Regions from separate parts of the Homo sapiens genome. Here region 2 is linked to region 1. A link is a contact called in ENCODE Hi-C or POLR2A ChIA-PET data. All regions are on one chromosome and are shown on one strand. The core of a region is the stretch at or near the end of the contact, and the rest is flanking DNA. Distances in the headings are between cores, read along the strand shown. Region 1 holds the start of SLC66A2 (solute carrier family 66 member 2). Region 2 has its middle 21 kb from the start of TXNL4A.

Region 1 (6,461 bases), core at 2,085-4,584:
CAAGCACGTCACATGACACCAGTTGAAGTTGCGGAACTTCTGAGCCAGGCTCCTAAAGTGAGACTTCCAATCCACCTTCCGTACAGGTTTCCTTAAAAAATGGGGTGCGCGACCAGCAAGGTGGCTCACTCCTGTAATCCCAGCACTTTGGGAGGCCTAGGTGAGAGGATCCTTTGAAGCCAGGAGTTCAAAGACCAAACTGGCCAACATAGTGAGCTCCCCGTCTCTATAAAATAAATAAATAAAATAAAAAGAAATAGGCTGAGTGAGAAACAGTGGCTCCAATCTTCCTCTGATGTCCCAGCTCTCAGAACAAGGTTGCTTTGTTTGCTTTTCCTTTTATAAGCACCATGTGTTAGGCAAATTCTTAAGTGGTTCCCTGAGGTATTCATGCTCCTACGTGACACCTTAATCTGCACCGGGCCAACCCAGTGACCTGTTTCTCATGAGCAGAGCCTGGAAAGCATGAGGCACAGCTCTGCTTCCTCTGTGTCACAGCTCTGATCTTGTCAGTCACTCATTGGCTCCTGCAACAAATGACCACAGCTAAGTGGCTTTTACAACAGCAGAAGTTTATTCCTTCACAGCTCTGGAGGCCAAAAGTCCAAAATCACTTTTAATGTGCTGAAATCAAGGCATTGGCAGGGCCAGGCTCCCTCGCATGGCTCCTGGGGAGAATCTGCTCCTTGTTTCTGGGGCCTCTGGTGGCTCCGGCGTTACTTGGCTTGGGACTGCATCACGTCAATTTTCAAGGCCCCATCTTCATCTCTGCTCCATCTTCCCATGGCCCTCTCTTCTGTGTGGCACCAAATTTCCTTCTGCCTCCCTCTTACAAAGATGCATGTGGCCGGGCACGCTGGCTCATGCCTGTCATCCCAGCACTTTGAGAGGCCAAGGCAGGAGGATCGCTTGAGGCCAGGAGTTCAAGACCAGCCTGGCCAACACAGAGACCCTGTCTCTGTTGTATGTATTTATTTTTGAGATAGGGTCTCACTTTGTCACCGAGGCTAGAGTGCAGTGGTGCGATCCTGGCTCACTGCTGCCTCAACCTCCTGGCCTCAAGCAATCCTTCCACCTCAGGAGTAGCTGGGACTACAGGTGCACACTACCATGCCCAGATAATTTTTCTATCTTTTGTAGAGACGAGGTCTCACCATGTTGCTCAGGCTGGTCTCGAACTCCTGGGCTCAAGAGATTTACCTGCCTCAGGCTCCCAAAGTGCTGGGATTATAGGCGTGAGCCACAGTGTTTAGGGCCCACCTGGATAATCCAGGACAATCTCTCTATCTCAAGATCCTTAATGACATTAGAAAAAAAAATTGTTTTCCCATACGAGGTAATATTTACAGGTTGCCTGGATTAGGACTTGATGGCTTTATAAGGGCCATTTTCCAGCTGTGCATGGCTTGGTCGGCTTCTCTTGTTTGCAGGAAGCTATGTGACAAGCGCAGCACCTGCAATGAGCTGTGATTGGCTGATGTAGACTGGGGGTGGGGGCTCGGACCCCCGGCAGGTGGTGTTCGAAAAGGTACAAACTCACTCTGCAGTCATCAACTCACCTTTCGGGGTGCCTCTGAGGCGTGAGGCCTGTGGGGTGACGTCCGAGCATGCCAGATTTCGTCCACTGAGCCGGGCTCCTGGAGGCCCCGTGCACAGATGCAGCTCTAGGCCCCAGGCTGCGGGCACAATTTGCCCCATGCCTCCACAGCCTCTGGATTTAAGATAACCGAGGATAGCGTCTGGGACCCCAGTGCTCCCGTGAGGGTCAAGGAGGTCCGGAGCTTACTCCAACCTCCAGGGCAGAGAGGACAGATGATCCCAAAGGCTGCTGGGCTCAGGCTAGGGCGCGGCTGAGCAGGGGCAGCTGCTTTTTCTCTCCCAGGCTTCCTGCTGTGCCTTTTACTCACCTCTACGTTCCTGGTGCTGGGGCTCCGCAGCGCTGGCTCTAAAGAAGTTCCAACGCCAGCCTGGGGGCGCAAGGCAGGAGCGCCCTGTTTCCTCGATTGTTGGGGATTTGCTCCTAGTTAGGTGGTGACTGTCCTTATGATCCCCCATAAAACCAGTCGGGCAGGGGGCAGGGGGCAGGGGGCCGGGATCGTGGAGAAGAGGCCGCGGCTGGCGGGGAAGCAACCCTCAGCGTGGACCCCTCAACCTCGCGGCTCGCCCCTTACCCGTGCACCCCTCGCCTCACACCCCCGCGCCCCTCACCCACGCGTCCCTCACCCTACACACACCCGCCCATCACTCGCGCACCCTTCACCCCTCACCCACGCTCCCCTCACCCTTCACCGGCGCGCCCCTCACCCCTCACCCCTCACCCAGGCGCCCCTCACCCTTCACTCGCGCATCACTCACCCCTCACCCCTCACCCACGCTCCCCTCACCCCTCACCCCTCACCCGCGCTCCCCTCACCCCTCACCCGCGCGCCCCTCACCCCTCACCCGCGCTCCCCTCACACTTCACCCGCGCTCCCCTCACTCTTCACCCGCGCGCCCCTCATCCACGCGCCCCTCGCCCTCAGTCCTCACCCGCGCGGGCCAAGAGGGTCCCGGGCGAGGGCAGCTCCCCGCGGGCGGGTGTGGGGCTCGGAGTTGGCTTGGCACGCGAGGCCGGCAGCAGGGCCCGGGCTTCACGCACGCCTGGCCCCCGAGTCTGTCTTGAGGCTCAGGAGCTGCCTTTTCTGCAAATAGGCGCCCAACGGTTCAGCCCGGAGAACTACACGGGGATGGGGAGAGGCCGCCCCGCGTTTCTGCAGCGACAGCGACCGTGGCCGCAACCACGATAATGACAATGGCCACGGTGACGGCCGCGCGTCCAGCCGGCCCCCCGGCGACGGCCCCGGCGCATCTGCTCGTGGGGCACTTGCATCGGAGCGGAGACCCGCGGGGGGCGCTCCGTTTCCCGAGACCCCGGCCGCCTCTGGGCGCTGCAAACTCCGAGCCGGGTCCCCGGGTCTCCTGGGTCAGGACAGAGCTGGACGAGACTCGTCCCCGGGTGGCCCGCATTCAGGACACGCGTGAGAGGGGCGTCCGGACCCCGCGCCCCCGGCCCTCCAGGACGACGCCCTCCGCTTGGATGGCCGCGCGCCGGGACAGCTGGAGACGGGTTAACGTGGGCGCCAGGCCTGAGGGACCGGCCCCGCCCGGCTGGTATTTCCCGACCGGGCGGGAGGAGCCACGCGCCCCCACCGCCCCGACAGCCCCGGCTCCCGGCCCCGCCTGCGCCCGCCCTGCCCAGCGCGCTCTAGGACACCGCGGCGCCTCCGCGCAGCTCCGGCGTGGGCGGGGCCCGGCATTGTGACGTCACGGGGCGGGGTTTCCCGGCGCCTGAGCGGACTGACGCCGAGACGCGCGCGGGTCAGCGGCGCGGGGACGCGGGGCGCTGGGCGCGGGGCTGGGGGCGCAGGTAAGGAGCGCGGGGGCGGCGCGGGGTCCTCGGGGGGCGGCCTAGGGCGGCCGAGGACGCAGGGCCGGGGCAGTTGGTCGCGGCCTTCAGTCCCCTGGCTTGGTCCTGTGGGGTCCCCGGCCCGGCACCTCCTCCCGCGAGCCGTGCGCCCCCATCCTGGGCCTGCGCCCCCTTCCCCCGAGCCGTGCGCCCCCATGCTAGGCCCTGTGACCCTCCCCCGAACAGTGCGCCCCGATCCTGGGCCCTGCGCCCCCTCCCCCACCCCATCCCGGGGCGCGCGTGGACCCCCGCCGGCTAAGCGCACCCGGGCGGTGACCCCAGGGGCTTCGCCCGTCCTCGACCCCGGCGCTGGGACCCCTCCCCAGCCCCCTCCGGGAGCGTCTCGGGACCCCCAGACACCCCCCCGTCCCAGGCAGGGGCCGCTCCTCGCGCGCCCCGGGCCCCGGTCGCCCCCGCTCTGCCTCGGGTCCTGCGGCTGGCGCGGGTCGGGTCGGGTCCGTGCGCGCCGCCCCAGCCTCCCTGGGCGGAACTCGAGCAGCTCCCCGCTCCCCGCAGGCCCCGAGGCCGCAGGAGCGCGCGGAGCGGCGATGAGCAGGCGGCCGGTGGCCCGCGGGGCGCGGAGCCCGTGACAGCCTCGGCCAGGCGGGCGCTGCGATGGAGGCCGAGGGCCTGGACTGGCTCCTGGTGCCACTGCACCAGCTGGTGTCCTGGGGCGCGGCCGCGGCCATGGTCTTCGGAGGGGTGGTGCCCTACGTCCCGCAGTATCGGGACATTCGCAGGACGCAGAACGCCGACGGCTTCTCCACCTACGTGTGCCTGGTGCTGCTGGTGGCCAACATTTTGCGGATACTCTTCTGGTAAGTTGGGGGCTTGCTTTCCTGGGCTGCACCCGGAGAAGAGGGTTTCTCCTTTGGGGTTTCTGGTTGAGGCCGGGGGAGCAGCAGGGTCCACACCTCCCTGCTGGGCCAGCGTCCCACTCTGCCGTGGATGGGGTACGTGGCTGCAGGCAAGTCACTTCTTAGGGTGAGATTATTTTTCCAGAAAAACGGTGGGGTTGGAGCACAGAATCTCAGAGAAAATCTCCAGATCCGCCTCCTTGCATGATGTTCCACATGGGTACTTAGCAGGGACCTCTCAGCTGGGCACTGGCCTAGGCCTGCCTGTGGAGAGGAGCCGTTCCTGCCCTCCTTTTTCATGTTGTATAGTTTTTCTTTGTTGTTTTGAGAGAGGGTCTTGCTCTGTGGTCCAGGCTGAAGTGCATGATGACATGACAGCTCACCGCAGTCTCCACGTTCCTGGGCTCAGGTGATCCTCCCATCTCAGCCTCCCGAGTAGCTGGGACCACAGGCGCACCACCACACCCGGCTAATTGTTTTTTTTGTATTTTTTGTAGAGACAGGGGAGTGGGGGGTTGTCTCACTTTGTTGCCCAGGCTGGTCTCGAACTCCTGGCCTCAAGCATCCCTCCCCACTGGGCCTCTGAAAGGGCTGGGATTACAAGCTGAGCCACGGCGCCTGGCCTGCCTTATTTAAATAGGAAGTCACTCTCTCTGGAGACTGTCTTGTTCCTCTCCCCAACTTCCTCTTTGTATTTGTATTAGGCTAAGGAAATTGAAATTAATTTTAACAGTTGTTGAAGGCAGACATAATTGGGAGGGTGAGTTTTCAGAGGAAATGAGGTCTCACAGCTGCATTCTAAGGCCAAAAACGTCTGAAATTTTTCTTTCTTCTGGGTGATCCCAGCCTCTCTGTCCGGGCAGATTGGAAGGTGTCTGCTGCTCTTCCTATGAAGAGGGCCTGGTGGAGGGGTGGAGAGAAGGAGTCCAGGCAGCTGGTGTCAAGAACTCTGCTTCTGACTCTGGTCACTGAGTAATCACGTACCTGCTTCTTTGCCTGTTAGTTTTGTTTTGTTTTTTTTTGAGACAGAGTCTTGCTCTGTCGCCAGGCTGGAGTGCAGTGGTACAATCTCGGCTCACTGCAGCCTCTGACTCCTGGGTTCAAGTGATTCTCCTGCCTCAGCCTCCTGAGTAGCTGGGACTACAGGTGCCTGCCACCATACCCAGGTAATTTTTGTATTTTTAGTAGAGACCAGGTTTCACCATGTTGACCAGGATGGTCTCGATCCCTTGACCTCATGATCCACCCACCTTGACCTCCCAAAGTGTTGGGATTACAGGCGTGAGCCACCGCGCCTGGCCCGCCTGTTAGTTTTTAAGTCAACCTTATTGAGGTGTGATTTGCATTCCATGAAATACACCCCTTTCGTGTCCATTTGATGAGTTCTGATGCTGAGGTGTCCCGTGTTCATGAGCCGGGGTGCTCCCTGCTCCGTGGCCTTCATCCCAGCCCTGGCCATGGGCAGCCATTGGTCCATGTGTCCCTGGGTGTTAGTTTTGCCCCTGCCAGGGATTTTTAGGTGAGCGAGTGGGTTGGCTGCCTCTTCCCCAGAGTTGTCTCTGAGGCAGGGAGGTTTGTCCCCTGCAACGACCTCGGAGGAGGATTTTGGGTCCGAGTCCCGTCTCGAGGTTTGTCTCTGGGCCAGGCTGCATCTGAGGGAGGTTCAGGGGTGCTCATTTTGGAGACTCCTTCTTTCTTTCCCATCGCCTGCTTTGGAGACGTGGCTGGCGGTGCTGCAGTGGCCTCAGTGAGCGTAAGGTTGACTGGAAGTAGGTTTCTAATTGTCTAATGCTGTTGTTTACTTTGAGTGCATGTTGTGGGGGTTGGGGAGACGCTGGTCGGCAGGCCACCTGCTACAGCCCCAGCTCACGTGTGTGTTGTGAAGGAGCGCTGCACTCGTCTTCAGGGTTATAGAATAAATTCTCTCCAAAATAATGGAGGAAAATTGCCTGAGAGTGGATAACCATACGGGAAAGAAGTTCCGCTTAGAGGTTTCCCTCCCCAGTATGCTCATAGTTCAAAGTTGCTAAAAGAAAATAAATTAGGTTGGGCACGGTGGCCCGCTCCTGTAATTCCAGCACTTTTGGAGGCCGGGGTGGGAGGATCACTTGAGGCCAGGAGTTCAAGACCAACCAACGCAACACAGCAAGACACCGTCT
Region 2 (6,521 bases), core at 1,424-3,923, 59 kb before region 1:
CTTCAAACCCTTGTGTCGAGGGCTGACTTTCAACAGATCGCAGCGAGGGAGCTGCTCTGCTATGTACGAAACCCCGACCCAGAAGCAGGTCGTCGACGAATGCTTTAGCACCAGGTTCCCCAGGAACGTGCGTTGCGTGACGGGCGAGGGGGCGGCCGGCCGCCTTTCCGGCCTCACCCCGTTTCCCAGGAGGAAGGGCACTCCGCACTGGACCCCGGTCCCAAAAAAAAAAAAAAAATTTAATGGAAGTAATCTGCAAATTTGTGGACTAATGGGATGTCTAAACCAACAGACCCTGTAAAGAGGGTTGTCTAAGATATTGGCCAGGACATTCTGTGTCTCTAATTTTTCAAAACTCTATTTGCCAAAAAGATTCTTCCTACGCAGCATGTATAGTTCCAAATGGTACTGTGGATAACTAGACTAAGTATGGATATCCTTATCCTAAAGATATTGCCATTAGATATAGGGAAGGCAACCTTATAAGGCCTGGACTAAATCTAGCTGAAACTCTCATGAACCACAACATAAAACCATCCCTTCAGGGAACAGGGCTTTACTTTCTCTATGGCTCCTGGGTACACTTAATTCTCCCCAGGCACTGGAGAGGAGCAGGCACTATAGTGGCAGTGGTCCCCAGTGTGTTATTTTTAAACCCTTCTAACACGGTAGCATTGTCAGGTAACATCCCTAATTTAGCCTCTTTTCTGGAAAGTGCATTCTCTCACACATACCAAAACGGAAGGTCACTTATCTCTATGTCATCATATGGAGATTTAACAGAAAAAACTTAAAAGGACATGCACACAAGAATCCTATATTAGAAAAACCAGGAATAGGACATGCAGTAGCCAAAGGCCTATCTTGGTTTGGCGGTGTCCCCTTCTTAAGAAAATCAGTGCTTAATATTTCTATCAAAATTATTGGGGAAACCAGCCCCACACTACCCGGTGGGTACCCCGAGTCCAGCAGAAACAAAGGAGTTAGAAAGAGACAGAGTAAGAGTTTAAAAGGCGCGTCCAGAGCTCTTTAGCTCCACCTAATTTATTGGTTTACAAGCTCTTTGTTCTTAGGGCAGATGGGAGGGGGAGGAAGGGATGAGGAAAAGGATTAATCAGTGAAGGAGAACTCGTTAGTCACTCAATAAGATGTTTAGCAGTCTCGGTTTCTGTGAATTTCCTCGAGCAAAGGCGTGTGTCTAAACTACTTAAGATCTTTAAAAAATGTCTTCATCCAAACTTTATAGAGAGTAAACTTCACATAAAATATATATATATAGTTCTTAAAAAAAAAAGATCTTTAACTTATAGGGACGGAAAAGGTGGGAGTGGGTTTCAGGAGGAGCCAAGATGTTTGATTATACTCCATTGCTTCAAGGAAGTGTTATCTCCCTGAGCCACCTGTGGAATGCCGCCGAGCGGTTGTGCTCTCGGGGCATAAAGACATGAAGGCAATAAGGAGACTTTTCTCCTCAGAGGCTGCTCATGGCTCCCCATGGGTGTCTCACACAGGGGAGACCAACTCATCTGGCGCCCCAGAAACTCTTTCCCACAATATTGCAGCAAGGGTGGAAGGCAACTGTAGCAGCCATAAAGGCACAACAATCCAAAATTCTGTAGCCTCAGTGGTAATGCAAAATAAACTCTCAATGTCCTTATAGCTGAAGTAGTGGGCGCCTGTGCACTCTTAAATAAAACATGCTGTTTCTGGATCAACACTTCCAGTCAGGTAGAGAAAAATTTACAAGTCCTTAAAAACCAAATTGAAATCACTAACAAATTAAGGGAAAATGCAAACTCCCGTCCCAGTTGGCTACAATCCCTTTTTAATAAATTCGAGTCTTGGTTTTGGGCCTGGTTAGCTCCCCTACGAAAACCTCTTTTCCTTATATGTTTTATATTAGTGTTTGGCCTTTGCATACTCAATGATATAACCCAAATTGTTTCCTTTCCCGAGGGGCTAACAAGCACCAAATGGTAATGCAAATAAAACCACACATGGATGTGCCTTTCTTCCGCGGACCCTTAAACCAACCCCAGGAGGAACCCTAGCTGCTCTTCCCCCACACAATGCCCCTTTCCAGCAGGAAGTAGCCAAAGAAAAAAAAAAAGCAATGCCCAACCTCCCCAACAGCAGTTGGGTCTCTACTCCACGGGGGGACTGAAAGGAGTTAGCTTGCCTTAGGTAGACAGCAAGGGAAGAGTCCCTGGAGAGCCCCCGGCCCAAGGTCAGAGCCTTATCCCCACATAAAATAGAAAGCAGCCTGGGGTGGGGGGAAATCAGGCTGCAGGAACCAGTAAGGGAACTAGCACGTGGCGTTGTGCCTGGAGACATGCCCGTGGCTACACAGATGGAAAAACCTCCACTTGGATAAAATCTTGCACAAACCTCCAACTCACTCAAATAAGGGAACAAGGCTGGGCATAAAAATGCCTTCGTCCTTTGTATAGACAGTGGGCTCCCAGGAAGATGTTTCTTCTCATTTTTGGGCATGGGCACAGTGGGCTTCAGTGGGTTCCCGTGGACACTCTCCTTTCCTTTGTTTGGACTGTACGTCTGCCCTCTGTGAATCATCACTTCAGCCTCTGGTTGGTCCCAGGCCAAGCTGTCACTTCAGCTCCTAATAGGTCCTGGGCCAGGCTAAGCAGCCTCTGTGAATCATCGCTTCATCTTCTAACTGGTGCTGGGCCAAGCTTTCCAGTAGGTCCTGGGCCAAGGTCCCGGGACAAGCTGAGTCACGTGTTCTCGAAGACAGCCTGCAGACTAAGCACCTTTCTTCCTCTTTCCAGTTCATAGAGAACCCAGAACGGGACTCATAGTGGCCACCCCATTCAGGACCCCCTCTCTGCTGGCAGAGAGCTTTCTTCTTTCGCTTATTAAACCTTCGCCCCAACTTCACCTTTGTGTCTGTACTCCTTAATCTTCTTGAAGGTAAAACAAGAGTCCAGTTATTATCTCAAAGAACAAAAACTGTTACATCTTGGTGCATTGCGTAATAACTGGTTACAGCAGGAGCCAGGGAAAGGCCATCTCCCAAACAGACAGAAAATACCTGAAGCTGGTGATGAGCAGCTTGCTGATAAGACCTCAGGAGTTGGGTGAGTGGGCTCACACATGGCACCAAGAGGCAAAATGGTGAAGTTTAACTGGTATATGACCTTCCTCTAGGAACACTCAACTGATAAGGGAAAAATGCCTCAAGTGAGCCTGCGTACAATTTCAGTAAACACTGCGCACGCAGCCCCTCCCAAGCTCTGGCGGGACACCATGCAAGTGGACAGCCAGCTCCAAGGGAAGAATCAAGGGAGAAGAAACACAAAACCCCAAAAATCCCAAATCGAGGGTCAGGTGGGACACTCATCTCTCAAGTTGCCGACCTGGCCCTCTTGCAAGTGCACTTCACTTCCTTTCATTCTTGCTCTAAAACTTTGTAATAAACTCTCACTCTTGCTCTAAATCTGGCCTTGGTCTCTATCTCTGCCTTAAAACTATTTCTTCCTCTCAGCCAAATTCTTTCCTCCAAGGAGGCAAGAATAAAGTTGCTGCAGACCCGTATAAACTTGCCACTGGTAACAGCCCTGTTGGTGTCCCGTCCTGACAAACTTGAGAGGATCCACAGGCAGGGGCCTCCCAACAACAGGAGTGCACAGCTAAGCAGGTGTGTCATTAACCACCTGAATCGTGTGAAGTCGGAGGATAAACGCCCCGTGAAATATGGAAAAGTCAAAATGTTTACAGCTTTGCTTTTGCCCAACAGAGCAATAACTGAGGCACTGATGTTTCCTGACTGCTGTCCGCACTTTCCTCCTGCCATTCCATTCGAGCTGCTAAACAGTGAAAGGCATTTTCTTCTTGTAAGATGATGGCTTAATTTACAAAAAAAAAGTATTACTTTCGTTGAAATTGCCTTCAACAGACTTAAGGCTCTAAATACAGGATTGTCTTCCTTTAAAGCCCCTGGAAAATTGAGACCTAGAAAGAAAAATAAAGTAGGCCGGGCGCAGTGGCTCACGCCTGTAATCCCAGCACTTTGGGAGGCCGAGGAGGGCGGATCACGAGGTCTAGGAGCTGGAGACCAGCCTGGCCAATATGGTGACACCTTGTCTCTACTGAAAATACAAAAATTAGTCGGGCGTGGTGGCTCACGCCTGTAATCCCAGCTACTTGGGAGTCTGAGGCAGAAGAATCGCTTGAACTCAGGAGGCGGAGGTTGCAGTGAGCCACGATCGTGCCACTGCACTCCAGCCTGGGGGACAGAGCGAGACTCCATCTCAAAAGAAAGAAAGAAAGAAAGAAAAATGAAGTAGAATGAATTTCCAACTGCTTCTTTCAAAGGAAAGTGAGACAGACTCATACAGTCCCAGGAGATGGATGTGACACCTCTGTACCACTCAGAATTGCCTGAAGTGGGGTGGGGTGGAGGAGAACGGGGGGAAGCACTCAGGTAAAAGTACAAAGAGGGTGAACTTAATGTGGAGAAGACAGGAAGGGGGAGAGGAAGGGAATGTCATGAATATTAAAAACAGGGAACATAAAAACAATGCAACCAATTAAAATATTGTTTAGAGACAGACAAAAAGAGATACAATAAAGATGGGGTGAGGGAAGAAAAGATGACAAAAGGAGAGGACCAGGCATGAGAAGAGGAAGAGGAGAATGCGGAGGAGGCTGCTTGCCTGCTGTGGGATGGATGGCAGGGGCACTTCCCCAGACTCACTTTTCTCAGATGTAAAACTGACCAGCCTTGTGCCACAGATGTGAAGATAGCCCCATAGAACTTAAAGAGCAGACCATAACTTCCCATGAATGAGAGCTACTAACATTTACATCTGAAAAACAATTTGGATACTTACCCAAGTCTCCAACAAACAAAGTCACACTGAAGCTGGAGAGCACACTCATAACACCCGGAAAAACATTTTTTTTTAAGACTCCATCTCCCAGGCTGGAGTGCAGAGGTGCAGTCACGGCTCATTACAACCCAGACCTCCTGGGTTCAAGCGATCCTCCTGTCTCAGCCCCTCTGAGTAGCTGGGACCACAGGCGTGCGCTGCCACGCCTGGCTGATTTTGCATTTTTTGTAGAGATGGGGGTCTTACTATGTTGCCTAGGCTGTGAGGAGGGCAAAAATCATCTGGTGACCATTGGACAGGCCCCAGAGACAAATCTTCTTACCTGGGCAATTCAGAAGGGAGCCAAGACCACCTGGTGACCATCAAACAGGCCATCTGGAGGCAAAACTCCTTATCTGGGGAATTTAGAAGTAATCAAACTTCCCTAGTATCTGAAGACGGCATCTGATCATGATACAGGAACTAGAAAGAAATCATTTAGGCAGTTAGTGAGGGTGAGGGAAGAGAGAGGCCCTCTCATATTGTTTATTTAGGCCATTAGTGAGGGTGAGGGAAGAGAGAGACCCTCTCATATTGTTTCATATTGTTTTATACTCAGTACCTGATTAAAAAAAAAAACCAAGGAAGTGAAATCAAAGACAGGCAGCCCAGCGCCAGGCCCAAAACCAGGCCTGGGCCTGCCTGGCCTAAACCTAGTAGTTAAAAATCAACTCTTGACTTAGAACCCGATGTTACCCATAGATTTCAGGCATTGTATGGAAGAACATTGTGAAACTCCCTGCTCTGTTCTGTTTCTCTCCGACTCTCTCTGCACGACACCCCTGTTACGTATCCCCTAGATTGCTCAGTCAATCACAATCCTTTCATATGAAATCTTTAGTGTTGTGAGCCCTTAAAAAGGACAGAAATTGTGCATTCAGGGACCTCGCATTTTGAGACAGTAGCTTGCCGATGCTCCCAGCTGAATAAAGCCCTTCCTTCTACAACTCGGTGTCTGAGAGGTTTTGTCTGTGGCTCGTCCTGCTGCAAGGGTAAGAGAGTCCTCAGTAAGGCTTTCCTTTTAACAAAAAGCAGCCCCCAAATTATTTCTTTTCTAACAAAGAGCAGCTTGTAAAATTGAGCTGCAGACACAGATAAGCCAGCTGGAAGCCTGCATAGGTGAATGCCGGCAGCTGTGCCAATAGAAAAGGGATACCTGGAAGCCAAGTATGTTCAACATGGAGGTTCCCCTTCCATTTTCTTTGTCATCACATGTGCAGTAAAAAAGCAGGCAACGTGGCGCCTGGCGCGTAGAGACTCCATTTGCATAAAAAGATTTGCATAATAAAAGGATGAGTTGGCCGCTTCTTCCAGTGCTATGTAAATGGCACACCTGGTCCAACCAATCCTCTGTGCCCTATGTAAATCAGACACCACCTTCTCAAGCTCATCGATAAAACCATCTGGTTGCAAAGGGGGAAATCCTCTCAGAACCCCCCTCACTCTGCACAAGGGAACTTTTCTCTTTTGCCTATTAAACTCCCACTCTAAAACTCACTCATTGTGGGTCTACGTCCTCAATTTCCTTGACATGAGGCAACAAACCTCAGGTATTACCCCAGACAAATGACACCGCTTCAATTCCAGGCCTCTTTCAACTTTTATAAGTAAATAAAATTTCTAAACATC

What was found. A loop is a pair of places that touch in the nucleus more often than their neighbours do. ChIA-PET counts read pairs that join two places held with the same protein, here RNA polymerase II (POLR2A). Pooled maps may share reads with other maps.
Region 2: a loop to region 1 is called in a pooled map, with 3 times the contacts of the local background. The contact joins the enhancer-like site here to the promoter of SLC66A2 in region 1. A Hi-C loop is called at or near these places in 1 of 168 maps with a recorded cell type or tissue (body of pancreas) and 5 of 50 pooled maps. POLR2A ChIA-PET finds 5 or more read pairs at or near these places in 1 of 52 experiments (MCF 10A).

The regions. Positions count from the first base shown.
Region 1 is chr18:79,948,526-79,954,986 of GRCh38, reverse strand. SLC66A2 (solute carrier family 66 member 2) reads left to right here and starts at 3,334. Exons shown (of 6, transcript NM_025078.5): 1 at 3,334-3,406; 2 at 3,962-4,263. The coding sequence starts at 4,061. LOC124904336 (a long non-coding RNA gene) reads right to left here and starts at 2,178. Exons shown (of 2, transcript XR_007066429.1): 1 at 1,908-2,178; 2 at 1-1,711. RefSeq lists silencers at 2,803-2,852, 2,983-3,492, 3,813-3,892, 3,933-4,052.
Region 2 is chr18:80,006,548-80,013,068 of GRCh38, reverse strand. It overlaps a transcript of TXNL4A not described here. Among named protein-coding and RNA genes, the nearest start is that of TXNL4A, 21 kb to the right of the region's middle. RefSeq lists a silencer at 1-260 and enhancers at 1-260, 5,910-6,411. Within about 2 kb of position 2,673, at least 7 of the 41 ENCODE cell types and tissues checked have a DNase peak (open chromatin) inside an H3K27ac peak, as active enhancers do.